Linked DNA regions of Homo sapiens: region 2 is linked to region 1. A link is a loop called in an ENCODE intact Hi-C map of the cell type or tissue named here. Cell type or tissue: A673. All regions are shown on one strand. Links, peaks and the distances in the headings refer to the core of each region. The heading gives the core; the rest is flanking DNA. Region 1 has its middle 14 kb from the start of ZSWIM2. Region 2 has its middle 290 kb from the start of TFPI.

Region 1 (10,461 bases), core at 1,648-9,647:
TCTATTTTTCCTGGACTCTTCTGCCATCAGGAATGGTCATATGATATGAAAAAGAACTAATGTGAACAACTTCCAGATCGTTTCCTTAAATGGAAGTTACCTTCCTCTTTATCTTTCCTCTACTTCCTCCTTCCCCTTTCTTATGGGCTGGTGCCAATGAGATAGCTTCAGCATTAAGGAACAGAGAAACAACAAAATGGAAGGAACTTCAAATCCCGATTGACCTTAAGAAGAAGAGCCACCTACATTCCCTGAACTGCTTACCTTCCTTTGGAATTCTTCTACAGAGACAATCTATCTGGGGGGAGGTGGGCGGGGGTGGGATTTTTAATCCAAGGGTTCAGATAGGGATGCCTCTATCACCAGCTCCTATGGTTTGAATGATGGTGTCCCCTCCAAAATTCATGTTGAAACTTAATCCCCAATGCAACAGAATCAAGAGGTGTGTCCTCTAGGAGGTGATTAAGTCATGAAGGCTCTGGCTTCAAGAATGAGCTTAGCACCCATATAAAAAGGTTTAAGGTTTAAGGTTAAAGGGATCACTTTCTTGCCTTTCCCTCCCTTCTGCCATGTGAGGACAGCATTCCTCAACTCTAAAGGATGGAGCAACAAGCTACCACCTTGGAAGCCAAGAGGGCAGCCCTCACCATACACCAAACCTGCTGGAACCTTGATCTTGGACTTCCTGGTTTCCAGAAACAAGAGAAACAAATTTCTATTGTTTATCAGTTACCCAGTCTGTGGTATTTTGTTTTAGCAGCACAAACAGGTGAAGACACCAACCTTTTCCCCAGGGACACAAAGAGCCCAGCTCTGGTCACTCAGAGGACTACATTGTACCGACCATCATAAATGTTTCATGCTAGGTATATGGCCCACACCAAGCCCACAGAAGCCCTCCAGCTGTTTTGGTTAAAGCTATCAGGAAAATGTATATTCTCCCGCAGAGCTTCAGGTACCATACAAGCTTGGACTCTTGAGGCTCTTTTAGTAGGGAAAGTCTACCTAGAAATAAATGCAACACAAAAGAAAACAAGACCAAGAAAATAAGAAAGAGGATTGTCTTAATGATATCATTTAACCCCCTGCATCCAGCTATGCTAAAGCTAGGTGTACCCTGGGCTTCCAGGGTGCAGTTTTTGGGGGCCAATAAATCCCCATTTTTGGTTAAAACTAATTAAAATAGGATTTCTATACATTACAACTAAACAATTCTTGACTAAAACAGCTGTCAATTATAGCCTTTTTAATTGGCAGAAAATATCATTAGGACTGTTATTCTAAAAACAGTTTTTAACTTCAAAATCATTCCCATGTTCCCGGAATGTCAGTTTAAGATTGTTGCTTGTTTTATTTTACATGATCATTCTGGCCTATTAAAAGCTAAGTCTCTGACAACATCACCTCATGACGCCAAGTTTAAGTAATGCTTTTAGCCTTTTTTTGTCTGCTGTCACCCACTTTTTTTCTTTATGTATATTGTCATAGCAAATAATTTAATGCTAGTTTATATAATTTATTTTAATTAATATTATAACTTGAGTTATGACTTATGTTCTTTTGGGGGATTATGTGTAACACTTTATCTCTTATTTTAGCTAATGAAAGACATGTGAGATTTATTTGAAAGAGAACTTTCAAACTGAATTATATGAACATAAATACGTATTTTGGCGTTTTTTTTCCTTCTCTATATAGCGTGAACACATAATGTGTAAATGCAAATAGGTTCTGTTAAAAGGCCACTCTAGTTCCACTAAGTGAAGACTCAGGAGTCTTGGCTATTGCCAGTCATTGCTAATTCATTTAACAGAAAATATCTGAGCACCCTCTGCCAGGCAGAGTTCTAAGCTTTAAAAATACTGTAGTGAAGAAAGCAGTCAAGCTCTTACTCCTCAAGAGATGAGTGTTCTCAGATACATTGAATCTCCTCCCACCATCTGATGAGAGTGTTCTCTTCAGGATTCATCCCATCACAGTCATTGTCCTAAGTGCCTTTCTAAAATCATGAATCCTGAGGGAAAACTGGAGTCACAGATAGTTGGCCTCGTTGGACATCACCTGACACTTCAGTCCACCTCTACTGAGAACTCTCAAATCTAGAATCATTGACTCCATTATGTCCCTGTCTACCCAGCCCAGCACAGAATTCAAGCCCCTTACTGACCTTACCTCTCATATGTTCTCATTCCCATTCTACTCAATCCTCCTTCAGTTGTGAGTACCAATGCTCTTCTCTTTCCCACTTTTCTTTGTACCCTGTGAGATTATTTTTCTTTTTTTGTTTCATTTCTAATTAGTTTATGTGCAATGACTAAATATTACTTATGATGAAGGACAGTGTTCAGCATACATTTAATTCCTAATTTGGTTGTTTTTATAAATATGAGAAAAATTTTTTGTAATAATGTGGGATAGGACAGGTGGAAATGGATGTTTTGGTATTAGCAACATAAATCCACTATTGAAATCCTTTCATGTTATATGCCAAAAGTCACATAGGGATGTATTATCAAAAATTATATTTTAATGATTTATCAGTTCCTTCAATTGTTTTGAAAGCAAAAAATTAGAAACTCCCTGACGTTCAAAAAATTTTGTTTCTGAATCATTGAGGAAATTCACTTTCTCATCATCAATACAAATTTTTCTTTTGTTTGATGTCTCCATGATTTTATACCCTGGGATGATCAACATCAGATTAGATAATATGTGATTTTGTTTGATAAAGCAAGAGAAGTGTAGTTGCAAAAGGAAAGTAGGAAAAGAAAACAAGTATGATATTTTAACTAAAGCTCTAAGGCCAATTAATATTAGCAAAGAGTGTATGTGGAATGGAGGATATAGACATTAATCTCTAAATTATTTCAACCCTATGTACTTGGTAAAGTCTTCATGGACCTCAAGAACTGTACATATCTCAGTTTGAAGACTGCTGATTAACTATTCCATAAAATCTCAACCTTGGGGCAGCTGGCGTTAGCAAACCTTGAGCTGCCAAGTTCTTTATTCCCTTTCTTTGAATAGTCATATTCCATCGAAGTAGAGTCTACAGTCCGTATTCACTATATTACTCTTTCATGTCCTATGTCATCCTCAGTCATACTGTAAATGGTAATCTCTTCTCATAACTCCATAGCAGAGTCACCAACAATTTCCTAATTCATAAATATGTGCCTTTTATTGCTTATATGGCTGGACTACTTTGCAGCATTTGACCCTGGTGACCATTCTATTTCTCTTGAAATTCACTACTTTGTTGTTGTTGTTTGGGTTTTGTTTCTTGTTTTTTGTTTTTTGTTTTTGAGACGGAGTCTCGCTGTGTCACCAGGCTGGAGTGCAGTGGTGTGATCTCGGCTCGGCTCACTGTAACCTCCGCATCCTGGGTTCCAGTGATTCTCCTGCCTCAGCCTCCCAAGTAGCTGGAACTACAGGACGTGCCACCACACTCAGCTAATTTTTGTATTTTTAGTAGAGACGGGGTTTCACCATGTTGGCCAGGATGGTCTCCATCTCTTGACCTCATGATCTGCCTGCCTCAGCCTCCCAAAGTGCTGGGATTACAGGTATGAGTCACTGCGCCCGTCCAAAATTCACTACTTTTTATGCTTAACACTTTATTCTTTCCTTTCCAGCTTCTTTTTCAGGATTCCCTTTCATTGTACACTATTCCTAAAATGTTATTCTGCAAGGTTTCTGCCCTTGGCCTTTTTCTCTCCTCATTGAACAAACCCTGCCTGGGTAAACTTATCTACTCTCTGACCCATTCTACATCATGATAATTACTGTATCTCCCGCTCAAATATTTTTACAAAATGTATGAGCTTTATAGCCAATGCCTATCAGACAGCTTCAGTTTGCTGTCCACTCCACTGCCTCAAAATGGCAGAATCTGAACTCATTATCTATCCTGCTGAACTTACAACTCTTCCTGGAGTCCCACGTAGTTATGAATGCCACCACCAAGACTTCTAAATTAGAAACCCCAAGGGACTTTCTCATTTCCTAATTATCTGCATCCATAAGTGACCAAGTCTTAATAATTAAATCTCTTACACATATATATTATCAAATTGTCTTTAAATAATTCGTCTAACAAATATTTATCGCATACCTATTACGTTTCAGCCACTTTTCTAATTATAATAAACAGAAAATAAAGATAGACATGCTCCTTGTATTTGTTGACATTTATATGTGTGTCTATGTGAGTTTATATATGTGTGTGTATATATATACATCCACATATACACATATAGGTATATGTATGGCTGATGTTGAGATGAGTCAAGGTCAAGTCAATACAAAGCCAAAGCCAATGATGCTACAGTGATTAGTCAGAGGGGGAATAAATAAGTTAAAAATATCTAACAATAATTACCCAACACGTCCTCTTAACAAGAACACTTATCAGTTGCCATGGCACTAAACTAGTCAATTATTGCTCATATCCTTTAAAGCATATTTATAAACTAGATAACAGATGGTGGAAATGTTATACTTTTGATCTTCCCAGTCAGCCAAATGTCTCTCTTAACCTACTAAAAAAAAAAAAAAACACTGACTGAAAATCCAAAGTTCAGATGCAGGAAACACATTCATTGCTGTCATTTCTGTCAGTAGTTGTTTTCTTTTTCTATTCCCTGATGTATATTAGCACCAAAGGTTAACTAATTTAAGCAGCTCATACTAATCTGAATAGGTAGGGGGAAAAGGAACATTTGAGTAGAGAATAATGATTACAATGCAGAAGATGATTACATTATTAAATCTAAATTTCACATCATCATTTTTGGAAAGATAAATAAAAACATGTTTATGAACAAGCAATGATTTAATGATTGCTAACCCAATAGCATTCAGGTTCACGGTACTATGCTGACACCTAGTGGAATAAAAATAGGATCCCAATGCTTCCAAGAAATCCATTTTTAAGCTTTTCACCCTTAAGCTGTAGAATAAATAATACACACATACACACAGACTCACATGATATACATATCATAAACATGCCAAAAGGCAAGATGGCCTTGGTGCCAATTTAGTGAAAAATTGCTTGAAATGATTGAAAGCAGATGCTGTTGGTTTTCAAATAATACCTCACCAAATTCCATAAAAATTTGGTTTTTAAAAGTAATCAGTAGCTTTTTCTTCATTTTTGTTTTAATCAAATTTGGTTTTTTAAATGTAGCTAAAATAATCAGTGTTTGTTGAGACAAAAATGGTCCTCTCTTCTCTACATCCCATTTCCCCTTCCCCAAACTTACCATTATGCAGATAAGAAACATTTTCAAACATGTAAGATTTGTTTTATTATGCTTTTGCTTTTTTTCAGTTTCAAGGGTACATATACATGTTTGTTATATAGGTAAACTGCATGTCATAAGGGTTTGGTATACAGATAATTTTGTCACCTAGGTTGTAAGTATAGTACTTGGCTAGGTATAGAACTCTAAGTTAGAAATTACTTTTCCTTAGAATTTTGAAGGCATTACTCTTTGTCTCATGGTTTCACTGCTGTTGATGAGAAGTAAAAATCAATTCTGATTCTAGATCCTTTAGTTTCTCTCTCTTTCTCCCCTTTCCTTCCTCTCTCCCTCCCTCTCCTTCCCTCCTCTCTCTCTCCCTCCCACTTCTTTCATCTCTCTCATTCTCTCCCTCTCTCCCTATCTTCCTTTCTCTCTCTCTCTCTCATACACACACACACACACACACACACACACACACACACACCCCCCACAGAGTGTAGGATCTTCTGTCATTCCCCAGAATTATGAAATTTCATGTCCATCGGTCTTGGTAGGACGCAGAGCCACCACCTGTAGGTGTGAACTGCATGACTTCGCTTATGCATACACAGTGCTTCCTTGGAGTGGTTCCATGCCCAACCTATACATCCGTACTCAGCAAATGTGTTATACTTGAGGAGCCCTCGAATCAGTTCCAGGAAATGTTGTAAAATTATTTTTGAAATTTTCTTCCCATTTCTTTTATCTGGTCTCTTTCCGGAATTTCTGTTAATTGGGTAGTGAAACTGTTGTGCTCTCTTCCAATATTTCCTCACTTGAATTCTTATTCTGTTTTTTGTTGTTGACGGTGATGGTGATGGTGAATTAGTTTTTGTTGTCTTTTTTTGTTATTGTTTGATTATTTGGGAGGGAACTTTCTCAGCTCTTACAATTATCTTTTCTTTGTAATAATTTAAATTACTAAAATCTCATTTTTATTATCTTAATATGTCTTTATTATAGCATTCTGTTCCTTTGTTTCTATAGACATCTCTCTAAAAATATTATGCAAATTTTTATGATTTTCTCTCTGCAGAATCTCCGTTTCGACCTCATAGTTTTTTACTTTTAGCTATTTGATCTGCATCTTTTATGTTAAAGGTCACCCTTAGATTTATAAGCCTTGATTGTCAGCTCATATTTTAGAGTCGGTGATGAAAAACCCCAGTTTGAAACACTGAGTGGGCAGGAGGGGCTTTCTGACTGTAAACATCACTGCAGGTAATCTGGCTGGACCATGCCATCAGGGAGCCCCTCTAATTAATATTTACATTTTCATCAGATTCTCTAGAGAAGACTCTTACTATTTTCTTCTTGGAAGGCAAATTTCTGATAACCAGTAATCTAGTTATAGGGTAGAGTAAGGAGGGGGTGGGATTCAGCCTCCAGTATGCATGTTAACTTAATACCACTTTTTTGGTAAGATATCACTAATTATGCTTGGTATCCCTCAATGCCCTTTTGTTTGACCTCCTCCAGAGAACAAATCTCTGCTGATTTACTTGGATGGAGGCAATTACCTAAATTTTCAGACTGAGAAAGGAGAACCAGGAATGTAACTCCTTCCTAAGCAGCTTTCAATTAGTTTTCCTTTTTATAAAATACATCCCACTGGACCCTCCAACTGCCAAAGGTAGCTAATCACATAAATCCTTGGCTCTTTTAAAATTCTTCAAAGTAAATTGAACTGGTTCTTACCTTTTGCAACACAAGTTTAGTATAGAGTTTTCATAAGTTTGCTATAATGCCTACCACTTATCCATCATTTCATTTTCCAAAATTATGTTGCTGTTGTCTCCACTCTGATTCCTTTTGACTTGTGGGTTCATGTCTTTCATAATATTCCTTTACTATAGCTTCAGTGGGGTTTTGGAAAATACATTATTTAGATTCATATGTTTAATTTACCAAGAAGCAACCTTGTGTGCTTATTTAGCTAATAGATCTTTTTGCCACTTGGGTCACTGAGAGGAAAGCCAAAATACACTAAAGATATTGGTTTATAAGTGTTCCAATGCAATAGAACCAAAGATGATATTTAGAGAGTCTAGCTGTGCACTTCCACACCTAAATTACCTTGGAGACATCATAAATTCATGACTAATTCTTCAAAATTTGTGCCTCCAAAACGAGGTTATTTTAAAGGAATGAAACCTCATTAATAGCATGATGTTATATTAGTTTGATGCAGTCTATGTCAATTTACCAGTTAAACCTTCAATTGTCAAAATCCTTAATCATAAATAATTGAATGTAAGATTTTTATATCAACTAAGCCTTCTTTCCTGGAAAAAAAAAAAAAAGAGTAGCACATGAAAGTGAGTCCACACTTACATATCCAACTTTTTAATATGCATCTCCATTAAAAATCTCACAGTTGGCCTAGCACAGTAGCTCATGCCTGTAATCCCAGCACTTTGGGAGGCCAAGGAGGACTGATCACGAGGTCAGGAGATTGAGACCATCCTGGCCAACATGGTGAAGCCCTGTCTCTACTAAAATACAAAAAATATTAGCTGATCGTGGTGGTGTGCGCCTGTAGTCCCAGCTATGCGGGAAGCTGAGGCAGGTGAATCACTTGAACCTGGGAGATGGAGGTTGCAGTGAGCCGAGATCATGCCACTGCACTCCAGCCTGGTGACAGAGCAAGACCCTGTCTCAAAAAAAAAAAACCAAAAAACAACAATAACAAAAAATCACAGGCACCACAGTCTTAACATGTCTAACCTGGACTTCAATATGTTTCTTTCAATCCCTGTTCTGTCTTCTGTGTTACCTATTGGCAAGGGTTTGGGACTCATCTCTGACTCTTCCTTCTCCCTATCATCCATGTCTTTTGGATTTCTAAGGTATTTTGATTCTACACCTTAAACCCATTCTTTCTTTTACATCTCTACAACCATTAAATTAATGCAGAGAATCATTTTTGTTACTCATTTGGTCACAAAAAAACAGAGACTCACTTGAACTAGTTCAAACAAGCAGGTTTATAGTAGTAAATAACTAAGAAATCACACAATAATCTGGAAGGAGGGACTACAATAGAAATAAACTTCAGTGAGGTTAGGACTAGAGAGCGTCATATATTCATGGTAGCTCTGGTGACTTTGGCAGCAGGAGTCCAAAAAGCTTTACTTTAGTGCTTTGTCATTAGTGTGACCATGCAGCACTTCATAAATCTGCTTATTACTATACCCCCATGACAACACCCCCTGCCAGAAAAGAAAACAACCCTTCTCCTCAAATCTTAACTCCGTTTCTAACAAAGGAAGCCTAGACCATCTTTGTGAGCCAGGCCACTGAAGTCAGACTAGTCTGTGAACTCTCATTAAATATAGTGTCCACTCTTGGTCCAAGTACCTGTAAATAGAGGTAAAATGATGCATGCTACCTCCTATGTACCAGAGATTCGAGAAGGAGCGAGTTACCGAGAGATAAGCATAGGTGTTCAGTAGAGCCCTCTTTTTTTTCTTTGTCTTACTTATGCCAACATTGCACAGACCAATGTAGAACCACATCAGTGGAGCTCAGGAAATAATTTTTGGAAATCAAAAGATGGGATAATATTCACATGGATATTTGCTCTGAGGCATCATGTCACTTTAAGATTTCTCCCAGGGAGACTTCTCAGAGAACTAAAAACAAAACTACCATTTGACCCAGCAATCCCATTACAGGGTATATATGCAAAGAAAAATAAATTATTCTACAAAAAAGACACACACACTTATATGTGCATTGCAGCACTATTCACAATAGGAAATACATGGAATCAACCTAGGTGCCCATCAATGGTGGATTGGACAAAGAAAATGTAGTATATATACACAGTGGAATACCATGCAGACATGAAAAAGAATCAAATTATATCCTTTGCAGCAACATGGATGCACCTGGAGGCCATCACCCTAAGCAAATGAGCACAGGAACAGAAAACCAAACACCACATATTCTCACTTATTAGTGGAAGCTAAACATTGGCCACTTATAGATATTTAAAGATGAGAACAATCGAAACTGGAGAATACTGGAGGGAGGAGACAGAGTAAGTGGGGAGGACTGAAAACCTACCTATTAAGTACTACGCTCTCTGCCTGGGTGACAGAATTATTTCTACTCCAAACCTTAGTGTCATGCAATATACCCATATAATAAACCTGCATATGTACCACCGACATCTAAATTAGAAGTTGAAATTAGTTTTTCAAAAAAAAAATATTTCTCCCGTGTCAAAGTACGATGTATTCTTGCTGACTCTGAACACAAACACACACACACACACATACACTCACACACACACACACACTTCCATTCCTTTTGCTTAAGGAATGTCATATTTTTCTATTTATAATCATATTCTTTTGGCTCTTCTCTGAGAATTGCAGGTGTTGTCATTTGTTACAAAGGCAATACTCAATAATATATTTTAATTATAGATCAGCTTTGCAGTTGAGAATAATGCCAATATAATATCAGAAAAATCACCATCTGGATGGTAAAGAGAAGAAATAGACTGGATGTATTTTCCAAGATAATGATTAAACAATTAAGACAAAAATACACAATTTTATTGAATATTAATTTGTTTTTTATTTACATAGACCCTAACATCAAATATTTACACTGGTGACATTAAGGCCCAAGAGTTCCACAAGAAAGATCCTCCAATGAATAAGATACTTAACATTTACACATTGAATTTTGAAAGTTGTGTATATGTTTAGAAAACTCTCAAAATGCGTTCACATTGATTTTCTTTTAGTATGGTAACTAAGATAATATTGCATTTTTATATTATAGAAAAGATTCATGAATACTACTGAAACGTGTATAAATTTCAAATTAGACACAGTTTCTATGGGAAGTAAACAATGAGAGGCAACTAGCTTAAGCTTTAAAACAACAAAACAACATTTAAAGCTTTGTCATATAACTTAAAACAAAATAATCATAGACTCTTAAAGCTGAAATGTCTTTTAGATAGGATATTTAGGACACTTTCCCATCTGGGCAAGAAAACCTTCCACAGTAATCCTGAATATTGGCATTCAGAATGCCATGAAATGTTTTCTGTGATAGGAATCTCCAAGCAGCGTGAGAGAGCCAGTTCATTTTTGGAAAGCTGAAATTGTTCGAAAGTTCCTTTTTACAATGAGCCAAAGTCTGTCTCTCT
Region 2 (10,461 bases), core at 808-8,807, 980 kb before region 1:
AGTAAAGTGAGAGCCTTTAGGAAGTTTTGCAGTTTGGTTTCATTGGATTTGACTCATTTCCTACACAGGGTCCAATTTTATTTGCTTAAAATGGGTGAACTAGAGGATTTTTTTTTGAATGATGAACTAGATAAAGAGGAATTGATAGTACAAAATAGAGGGGAGATCATTGTAATTGTAAAGGACCAAACCCTCAAACATGAGACGAATGAATTGCAAGTATATGTAGAAGCATTTGCATCTAGGAAGAGGAAGCATACCTTCTCCATGGAGACAGGAAGAAAAAAGGAGTAGGTGGGTAAAGACAGAGGTTTATTTTTGGAAATAGCCATGAGAAGTTGAAGGATTTCCCACCTGATTACTTTAATTTTCCAAATGGCATGTGCAAGAAAGACAACAGAATTGAAGGATATCACTGAGATTGGGGATTATAATTTCACAAAAATGCCAGTCTGCCTGATTTTCTTAATGCTTACCTGTGTGCAGAAACAGTGAAGGTGATGTAAACACATACGCAGAGTTTGGTTTTTACAGACGAGTAATGAGAGAGAGAAGCAAACAAATGAAATGAAAAATAGAAATAATGGAACATAACATGGAAAGGAAGAGAAATAATTACAAGATGGATCTCTTGATTAGGAAGTTGGTGAGGTATATTGTCTGGAAGTTTCAGTCTAGTGAAAGAAACATTTCTTGTGAGTATTTTTGAGTAGGTAAGTTGAAATGATAGCAAATCATATTTGAAAATCTAGATACAAAAAGGTATGATTCTGGAAGTGGCAAGTATAACAAGTGATTAAATTTATTTCTGAGAAATTAAGTGCTTTCACAAGGCAGAATTGACAGTTACTTAATATAAAGTTTCCATCCTCTGTGCTGTCATTCTCAAATCCTCTAAGGCAGGGTACAGCCATATTATCTGTTGGGTTTCCTTTCTTCATTTCTGTTTTAAGATTTCCTTTGCCTAGTTTGGTGACTCACGCCCATAATCCCAGCACTTTGGGAGACTGAGGCAAGAGGACTTCTTGAGCATAAGAGTAGGAGACCAACTTGGCCAATGTGTGAGACACCATCTCCACAAAAATTAAAAAATATCAGCTGAGCAGAGTAGCATGTGCCTGTAGTTCTAGCTACTTGGGAGGTTGAGGTGAGAGGATCCCTTGAGCCCAGGAGTTTGAGTTTACAGTGAGCTGTGATCACACCACTGCACTCTAGCCTGGGCAACAGCACAAGACGCTGTCTCAAAAAAAAAAAAAAATATATATATATATATATTTTCTGAAAAGCAGTCCTCACTCCTCCCCAAGAAAGTCTCAACTTCTTTGAAGAAAGAATATGGTAGCCTGCTTTATTGGAAATGTGCCCTGACAATAGCTAGCCATGATTCATTCTTCACATCTGGCTTGAATGAAAGACATTTATTAAATTAAAATATTAATTATGTAGACTATTTTTAATGGCATATTACATGTGACTTAGTGTTCCAGGTTACATTTCTAAAATAGAATCCCCCCAATTTTTTAAAGCAAAAGTGTGTACATATGATGCCATTTTTGCATGACTCAACTTATACGCATGAAGATATTTTGCTTACTAAAGTAAGAAATAAGTAAAATATCTTCAAGTATATAAGCTTAAAACAAAAAATTATTGTTCTACCCCACAACAATAAAAGCATGGAATACATTAAAGTGTTAAGGTATATATTGAGAAAAAAATTTATTTACAAATTTCTGACACTACGTGAAATATCACACACACACAACACAAATAAACTGAAGTATAAGTAGCAAAAATATAAAAATAGCTATAAAAGTGGTCCATTAACATATACGCTATAAACTCATAAACCTGTAAGCTTTTCAAAAACACCACTGAGTCATTTCTTTATACAACTCTAGTTGTTTATTCCAACTGACCAGTTGATGTCTATGATATGTAGAATAAATTGTAATCTGATTGCAAATGCATTAATAAACAATTTAAGCCCAGTTAATGGCTACACTTTTATGCATTTATTTTTCATTTGTAGGCAAATATCTAGGCCTCTTTGGCCATAACAATGAATAAAATACATGAGGACCAGTTATTTGCCATGGATAGATATAGAGACAAAACATCAGAGTTCTACAAACCTATTTTGAAAAGTCAGCATCCTGACTCCAGAGGCTAAGTACTGTATTTCAATTACAATTATTTTTAAATGATGTGACATTCATGTAATAACTCTATAGTAACAGTCTGTCTGAAAAACTCAAGACATGTGTCACAATTTATATGTTTATCCAACTTTAGTTATATTCAAAGGCTTCATATATGTAAAAGAGCTATTCTCATAATACTGGAGGAATATTAGTTTCCAATTTCAACTCTCCTATACTACAACAAACTTTATGCCTTAAAACAACAAATATTTATTATCTTGCAGTTGTGGAGTTCAGACGTCTGAGATGAGTTTTATGTAGCTAAATTCAAGCATTACACAGAGCTGCATTACTTCCCAAGGCTCCAAGAGAGAAATAGTTTCCTTGTGTTTTCCAGCTTTCAGAAGCTGTCTGTATTCCTTGCATCATGGTCCCTTCCTCCATCTTCAATGTGCATCACCCCAACCTCTGCTTCCATAAGGACATCTTCTTTTTCTACTATGCTCCTCTTGCCTCCCTTATATAAGAACCCTCGTGGTTACATTGGACCTGGATAATCCAGGATAACCCCACAAGGTCAAAATTCTTAATTTAATCACATCTTCAAAATCTTTTTTTTAGTATGTAAAGCAGCATATTCACAGGTTCTGAAGACTAAGGTGTGGCTATTTTGGAGCCATTATTCAGTGCACCACACACCCATATAAGAGAACATGGTGATATGCTTCAGAATTTAATATTCTTATAGAATGGTTTATGATTAATGACTGTCATTAGCAGTCTGGATTGTAGTTAGTGAAAATGGTTAATTCTTCTCATGGTGTTATAAACCTTATTCAACCTGACTGTAATCCATCTGTGTTGCTAAAAAAATTTCAACTCAGCTAACTCATTTTGAATGTAAAATATTATTATGATTTTGCACATCAATGTACTCAGCATTTATTCAGTTGGATGACTACATTGTATGTTAGGCATTTGGTAAGGAATGTAGATACAACGATGAATAAAAAGTGATGTCTGTCAAAGATGAACAAGAAGAAACTGTGGGGCAGATAATGTAAACTGTTACAATGTAAAGAAAATCAAAATAGTGTGAAGGAACAGAAAAAGAAAGCATCTTGATAAGAAATACTGGTAAAGACTTCACAGATAAATTAGCAATTCATTTTTATTTTTTTTAAATGGTAAGGATTTTCACCAGTGGTGATACAGAGGGGAGAGATAAAAGGCATTCTAAGAAATTAGAACAATTTGTGAAAAGATGTAGGGCAGAAAACATGTGGTTGAAACAATATTTGCAGGTAGACGAAAGTAAAGCCTGGATGATGTAAATGACCAGACCTTATGGCTTAAAAAACAGGTTAGGATCTGATTTTGAAAAATTTTAATGCCATGCCAAAGAATTGGAGCTCAGCTCAACCATAAAGTGAAGCCACTAAAGAATTCTAAAATGGGATGTGGGTTCTTAGAGATGTGATTTGAGTCTACTATACTGCAGACACTGTTCTAGGTGCTGGGATACAGCATAGAGCCTATACTCTAAGGGCCAGTTAGCAGTCCATTCGTGTGTTCTAGTCTTTTAACTTGATCACTACTTGGTTTTGATCACTTAATACTCCCAATATAAAATATTACATATATAGTGAATATATATGGGTCTATGTGTACACACATACATATTTATAATACTGAATAAGATGAGGGCGCTTTTCATTCTTATGTGTATCTGAAGTGGAGGAATGTAAATTTCTCAGTGGAATTTACCTTTTCCTTTATCCAGAAGGGGGCAGCACATCCCTTGTGTAAGAAGATAACGCTAGCTTTCTCCAGAATGTCTGCATAAGCCAGTTTTTTAAAAATGAGAACCTGAATTTTACCGTGTTTCTTGTCAGCTTAGAAAAAAATTCTTAGTAAAAGTTGCCCACTTAGAAGTACATGAATTCCTTCAGATCAGGGACCGTCTAATCTTACAGTAATTCACGTTCATTTCCCTCTCTGGGTGCCTGATGGAAAATTAAATTCCCCTCCATTCCAGACTCCATGACAACTTTCTTGTGGCTCAATCCTCCACATGGACTTCCTGAGACACTTCGCATATTGATATATATTTTTTCTTTTTTGCTCCAATTCACCTTCACTTATATTAAACCAGCATACAAAGCCATTTGGATATAAACGAATCATAAGACTCAGAAGGCTTTTCTCCTATCTTGCCTTGATTGATACAAAATCATGGACCAAGGCATGACTTTTTCTATCAGTTCTCATCATGCTCTCATTCTTCACGAACTTATAAAATAAAATTGAAGAGATTCTAGATGGCAGTACTAAATGTCTACATTTGCCTTCATGTAAATCAACAACTAAACCACTTATAAACATATGTGTCTTTAAGCTTTGCTTTCAGAATTCCTCCTGGCTTCCCTTTGCACACTGTACGTCAGTTATTCAGGCCATTCAAACTCCTGTCCAATGTGTCCTTGAAATGTTGTGTGACTGATAACATGCCTCTACCTTTTCCTGTCTCACATGGAGCTCATTAGTAGTAGTCCCCAGTGTCTATTGTTGACATCTTCATGTCCACGAGTACCGTTCATTTAACTCCCACTTATAAGTGAGAACATGCGGGATTTGGTCTTCTGTTCTTGTGTTAATTCACTTAGAATAATGGCCTCCAGCTGCATCCATGTTTCTGCAAAGGACATGATTTCATTTTTTATGGCTGCATAGTATTCCATGTTGTATAGGACATGATATCATTCTTTTTTATGGCTGCATAGAATTCCATGATGTATATGAACCACACTTCCTTTATCCAATCCACTGTTGATGGGCACCTAGGCTGATTCTGTCTTTGCTATTGTGAATAGTGCTGCAACGAATATGTAAGTGCATGTATCTTTTTGGTAGAACAATTTATTTTCTTTTGGATGTATATCCAGTAATGGGATTGCTGGGTCAAGTGATATTTCTAAGTTCTTTGAGAAATCTCCAAACTGCTTTCCACAGTGGCCGAACTAATTTACACTCCTATCAACAGTGTATAAGCATTCCCCTTTTGCCACAGACTCACCAGCCTCTGTTGCTTTTAGATTTTTTAATAATTGGCATTCTGACTCATGTGAAATGATATCTCACTGGAATTTTGATTTCATTTCTCTGATGATTAGTGATATGGAGCATTTTTTTCTATGGCTGCTTCTCTGTCTTCTTTTGAGAAGTGTTAGTTCATGTCTTTTGCCCATTTTTCAATGGGGCTATTTGTTTTTTGCTTGTTCAATTATTTAAGTTTCTTATATGGAAACTTTCATGTTTTAATGTCTTTGTTGCTCACATTTTGTTTCCTCTTATAGCTATATTTCTCTAAAGGAAGTTTATCACACAAGGAAAAATTACTAAATATCTTAGAAATATTTTGAAGTGCTTATTAATTAATGATAAGGATAATTTAGAATAATTACATTTACAAATAATGTTTATAATACTGATTAATATCCTAAATGTAAAAAAATCCACATTTCTACATACAATTATATATCTAACATACACGTATGGAATGTGCTTTCTATTTAGAGTTGGGAAGATATTTTGCTAGGATTCACTAGACCATGTTAAAGTCAGCCAAAACATTATTATAGTTGTCAATGTAAGCATTTCTTGTGAAATGCAGAATAGATTTTAATATTTATTCATTAATTAGCTAAAACTATTGATCTATTTTGTTATTATGCAAATGTATTCCAGGTAAAAATCTACCATAATTCTGCAGACAAGTGTATCTAAATTATGCATAATACTCTAATTCTTCCATACAATGTACAAGCGGTGGATTAAGAAAAAGGACAAAATAAGCTTTTTAATATGTTTTCTGCTGTGCTCAGTGAGTACATTAAAATTATGTCCCCTTTTTCCCACACTTGCTTGAGCTGTTAACAAAAGCATAAAGATTACGATTGCCAAATCTGTCCAGTCTATAAATCAAATTAATTATTTTCTCAATCATTTCAGATCTTTGTTTCAATTTTAATAAGTTAGAATAGTTTATCTGGCCAAGGAACTTCCAACAAAGTTTGCTTTATTTTGTTAATAGGACAGATTATGTTGATGAATTTTTGAATGGTAAAATCAGCCTTGCATTCCTAGAATTAATCTTACTCAATCATGCTATATTTATACTGGATTTGAATTGCAGTATTTTGTTTAGGATTTTTATTTTATTTATATTTTCAAGAGAAATCCTGGGCTCTTTTTTATTTTACTTTCTTCTGTGTGTGTGTGTGTGTGTGTGTGTACACATGAGCATGTGTCTGTATGCTGCCTTTGGTGTTGGTATTGGGTAATGCTAGCCTTGTATAATAAATTGGGAGTTTTGCTACCTTCTCTGTTTTTTGAAAAAGACTGTGTAGGCCAGCTGCGGTGGCTCACGCCTATAATCCCAGCACTTTGGGACACTGAGGAAGGCGGATCACCTGAGGTCAGGAGTTCGAGACCAGCCTGACCAACATGGAGAAACCCCGTCTCTATTACAAATACAAAATTAGCTGGGCGTGGTGTCACATACCTGTAATCCTAGCTACTCGGGAGGCTGAGGCAGGAGAATCTCTTGAACCCAGGAGGCAGAGGTTGCGGTGAGCCGAGATTGCACCTGGGCAACAAGAGTGAAACTCCGTAAAAAGACTGTATAAAACTGTGGTTAATTCTTTAAATGTTGGGTAGATTTGTCCAGTGAAATCATCTGGACTTGAAATTTTCTCTATTGGATAAACTTTTCAATTACTATATCAATAATTTTAATAGTTACTAGGCTATTCTAACTGTTTCATTTTGAGTGAGTTTTGGGAGTCTGCATTTTTTGAGGAATTGATTCACGTCTCAAGCTGTCAAATTCATTTGTATTCATAGTAATTCCCTTACTATCCTTTTAATATCTATGGGGTCTGTAGTAGTAATCTCTCTTTTCATCTAGATATTGGCAATGGGTGTCATTCTCTTACTTCTTTGTCTGTCTTGCTAGAATGCTATTGTTTTCAAATAACCAGCATTTTATTTCACTTATTTTTTCTATTGTTTTTCTGTTTTCATTGATTTTTGCTGTTATTGGTATTACTTATTTTCTTCTGCTGCTTTGGTTTGGTTTCCTTTGATCTTCTTTATTTTATTTATTTATTTTTTTTTTGGAAGTCAAAGCACAAAAGCTATGAAACCATATTGGAATCTGAGACAAAAGAAAATCAGTAATATTGATCTTGTCTTTAATTAAAATGTAGATGTTGCTTACATCATAGAGTTCAGAGTTTTTCTCAGTCATTTCAGATCTTTGATTGTTTCAATTTTAGTAAGTTAGAATCTGGCCAAAGAATTTCCAATGAAGTTCACTTTATTTTGTTAATATGACAGATTATGTTGATGAATTTTTGAATGGTAAAATCAGCCTTGCATTCCTAGAATTAATCTTAATCATGCTATATTTATAATTAATTTTGATTTTTAAATGTTACATTAAAGTATTATTCATGTTAATTATTCAGTTTTTAGTGACCTTTAATCTTTGTCCTGAGTTATGTGCTTCACTAACATAGTCGTGGTACTGTTCCTGCTTATATCTGACCCCTTTTATCAAGAAATATGTAGGATTCTGTGTCTGTAACACTTTTAAAGCCTCCCTAATGATGGCAAGTTAGGGAACTATGTTGTAATTATTCCATGAGACCATGGTCTTAAACTGAGTTCCCCTGTAAGCAGCCACTAAGGAGTGGCTTTATGGGGAACTGATTTATTTAAAAATTTTTCCCATAAAGATATACAATATTTGTTTGTCAATAAATAAATACATAGTTTAAAAATTTATTCCCAAGGGCTTTTGGTAAAAGCGGGTAGGAAGAGGAAGGGGGAGAAGAAGAAACCAAGAAAGACTTCAATTTCAGATAAAATTTCAGGGAGGGTGGCTCCAATCTGATCTGATTCTGCAGGGGAGTTTAGGAGTGTAAATTAGTTCTCAGACTTACCCTTATTTGAAGGAAGAAGCTGACTTTCCAAGTTGGATGAGGTGGATTGAACATAAAACTCCCAGCCACAGCCACTCTCTCTTCCCTTTGAGGGCAAAACAGCTCCAGTAGCTTGTGGCTAGTCTTCAGAAAAAAGAATCAAGATGCTGACATGGCCATAGGAGGCAAAAGGGCCACACAGCAGCAGAAGTGGCATAAAGAAGTGGTAAAAATCAACAGATTTGACAGTGTTGGCTACACCTATTATGTAAATACATCAATTACAAGCACAGAATGACTTTCCTATATTTAGATACTTACTGAAATACAGACTAAAATGACTATTTGCATATTTCTTACTGGCTCTATTTACACACACACACTCTTTCTCTCTCTATGTAGATAGGTAGATACGTACACACATCTATATATGCACATTCTCTCTCTTTATTACCAAGGATTGGCCTTTAGGTGCTAAAAATTTGATACCTTTGGGGGGACTAGATAAGCTATAGTAGATAATGTAGATATAGTAGTAATGTAGTAATGTAGTACTGCAGATAAAGGAGATACTAGAAAGGTAGCTAGATAAGATATCAGGAAGAGTGTCTGTATTTGCCTTGACACATTTTTAAATGTATAAGTACAAATTCTCTTTGTATTATTCTTGAACTTTTTAACTCTTGTAACACTTAAAATAATTTATTTTTAACTCAAATACTTGTAGGAAGATGTCTATATTTTATCACTACAAATTTTATTTTATTTATTTTTTATTTTTTATTTTTTATTTTTTTGAGATGGAGTCTTGCTCTGTCACCCAGGCTAGAGTGCAGTGGTGCAATCTCAGCTCCCTGCATCACTACAAATTTTAAATAAATACTTTATAGTATATTTAAGTGAATCCAATTATTTTATATATGTATACATATGCAGTATAATAGGAAGTTACATATTAGAGTTTACATAAATATACATTATATAAGATACTTAAAATCTATACCCACAAAGCATAACTTACATATAAATTTAATCATTGTTATAGCTATATATGTCTACTTATAACTGTGACTTGACATTCACCAACATCTACATAAAATATGTAAAAAAAAAAGCTCCTCCTGAATAAACATGTTACTTTGTTTGCATTCTTCTTTGAAATAATATTTCCATTTTTCATATCAATATAGAGTTATACTAATTTATTTTTAAAATTATTCCTGCAGATTATTTTTTGGAAGAAACATAGTATATAAAGCAATTGACTATCTTCGAATTGAGTATCTTAAAATGTATTCTCTTTAATTTATTCATGTCCTTTTACCATCAGGGGTATGCTCACTAGTTTGAAGATCTAAGGTTATAATATTCTTTAAAATCTAATTCCATAATTAAATTTAAATTCATTATATAAATGTATCAGAAATATTTATAATGTATTTGCATTATAAATATAAATTTATTACAAGGACTTAAATATGAAGCTTATATATTAAAATTCTCTTGGTTACGTTATAAAATCATGTCTACCTTGTCGCTTTACATTCTTAGAAAACTCTATCTTCATAATTAGCTAAAATATTTAACTATTTGACTCTGAATCCTTTATTTAAAAATAAAATATTAAAAATATATGACAACATAAAATACAACTTACTCATAATTAATGAATTTAAACAAGAAAATAATGTGCATATCTACTCCTCCTTTTTTGCAAATCAACCTTCCACCATCCCAGAGATACAGAATATTATATCATTTAAAAGAAAAAGCAGAGTAATGGGGATACCTATATACCTTATACCTATAACACAGGTGATACTAGTTTACTTTTTAAAACATCCCCTGCTAAAATACATTGTTGTTATTTTCTCTGTAAACTGGAAGTCTTCTTAAAATGTTGTTGGCCGGGCACGGTGGCTGATGCCTGTAATCCCAGCACTTTGGGAGGCCGAGGCGGGTGGATCACGAGGTCAGGAGACCAAGACCATCCCGGCCAACGTGGTGAAACCCCATCTCTACTAAAATACAAAAATTAGCTGGGTGTGATGGCGTGTGCCTGTAGTCTCAGCTACTTGGGAGGCTGAGGCAGGAGAATCGCTTGAACCCGGGAGGCGGAGATTACAGTGAGCCAAGATCGGGCCACTGCATTCCAGCCTGGCAACAGAGTGAGACTCCATCTCAAAAAACAACAACAACAACAAAAACAAACAAAGTTGTCTTCGTCTCTTAAGTCAGTTGAGTAATTTATAATTGTTGCATGTTCTAACAGTTTTCCCCCAAAATACAAATATTTCCAACAATAACTATAATTAAGATTTTTAGCATAT

What was found. A loop is a pair of places that touch in the nucleus more often than their neighbours do. Peaks named below come from ENCODE experiments on the same cell type or tissue, not always from the same donor. Only the 100,000 strongest peaks of a DNase experiment are listed, where the experiment ranks them.
Region 2: a loop joins it to region 1, with 3 times the contacts of the local background. A loop is called at or near these places in 5 of 110 quality-filtered maps.

Annotation. Positions count from the first base shown.
Region 1 is chr2:186,857,457-186,867,917 of GRCh38, reverse strand. No RefSeq gene overlaps it. Among named protein-coding and RNA genes, the nearest start is that of ZSWIM2, 14 kb to the right of the region's middle. In A673, for the core only: a CTCF peak has its summit at 4,884 (motif pointing left); a DNase peak (open chromatin) is centred at 4,877.
Region 2 is chr2:187,836,900-187,847,360 of GRCh38, reverse strand. No RefSeq gene overlaps it. Among named protein-coding and RNA genes, the nearest start is that of TFPI, 290 kb to the right of the region's middle. In A673, for the core only: CTCF peaks have their summits at 3,729 and 3,930 (motif pointing right); a DNase peak (open chromatin) is centred at 3,930.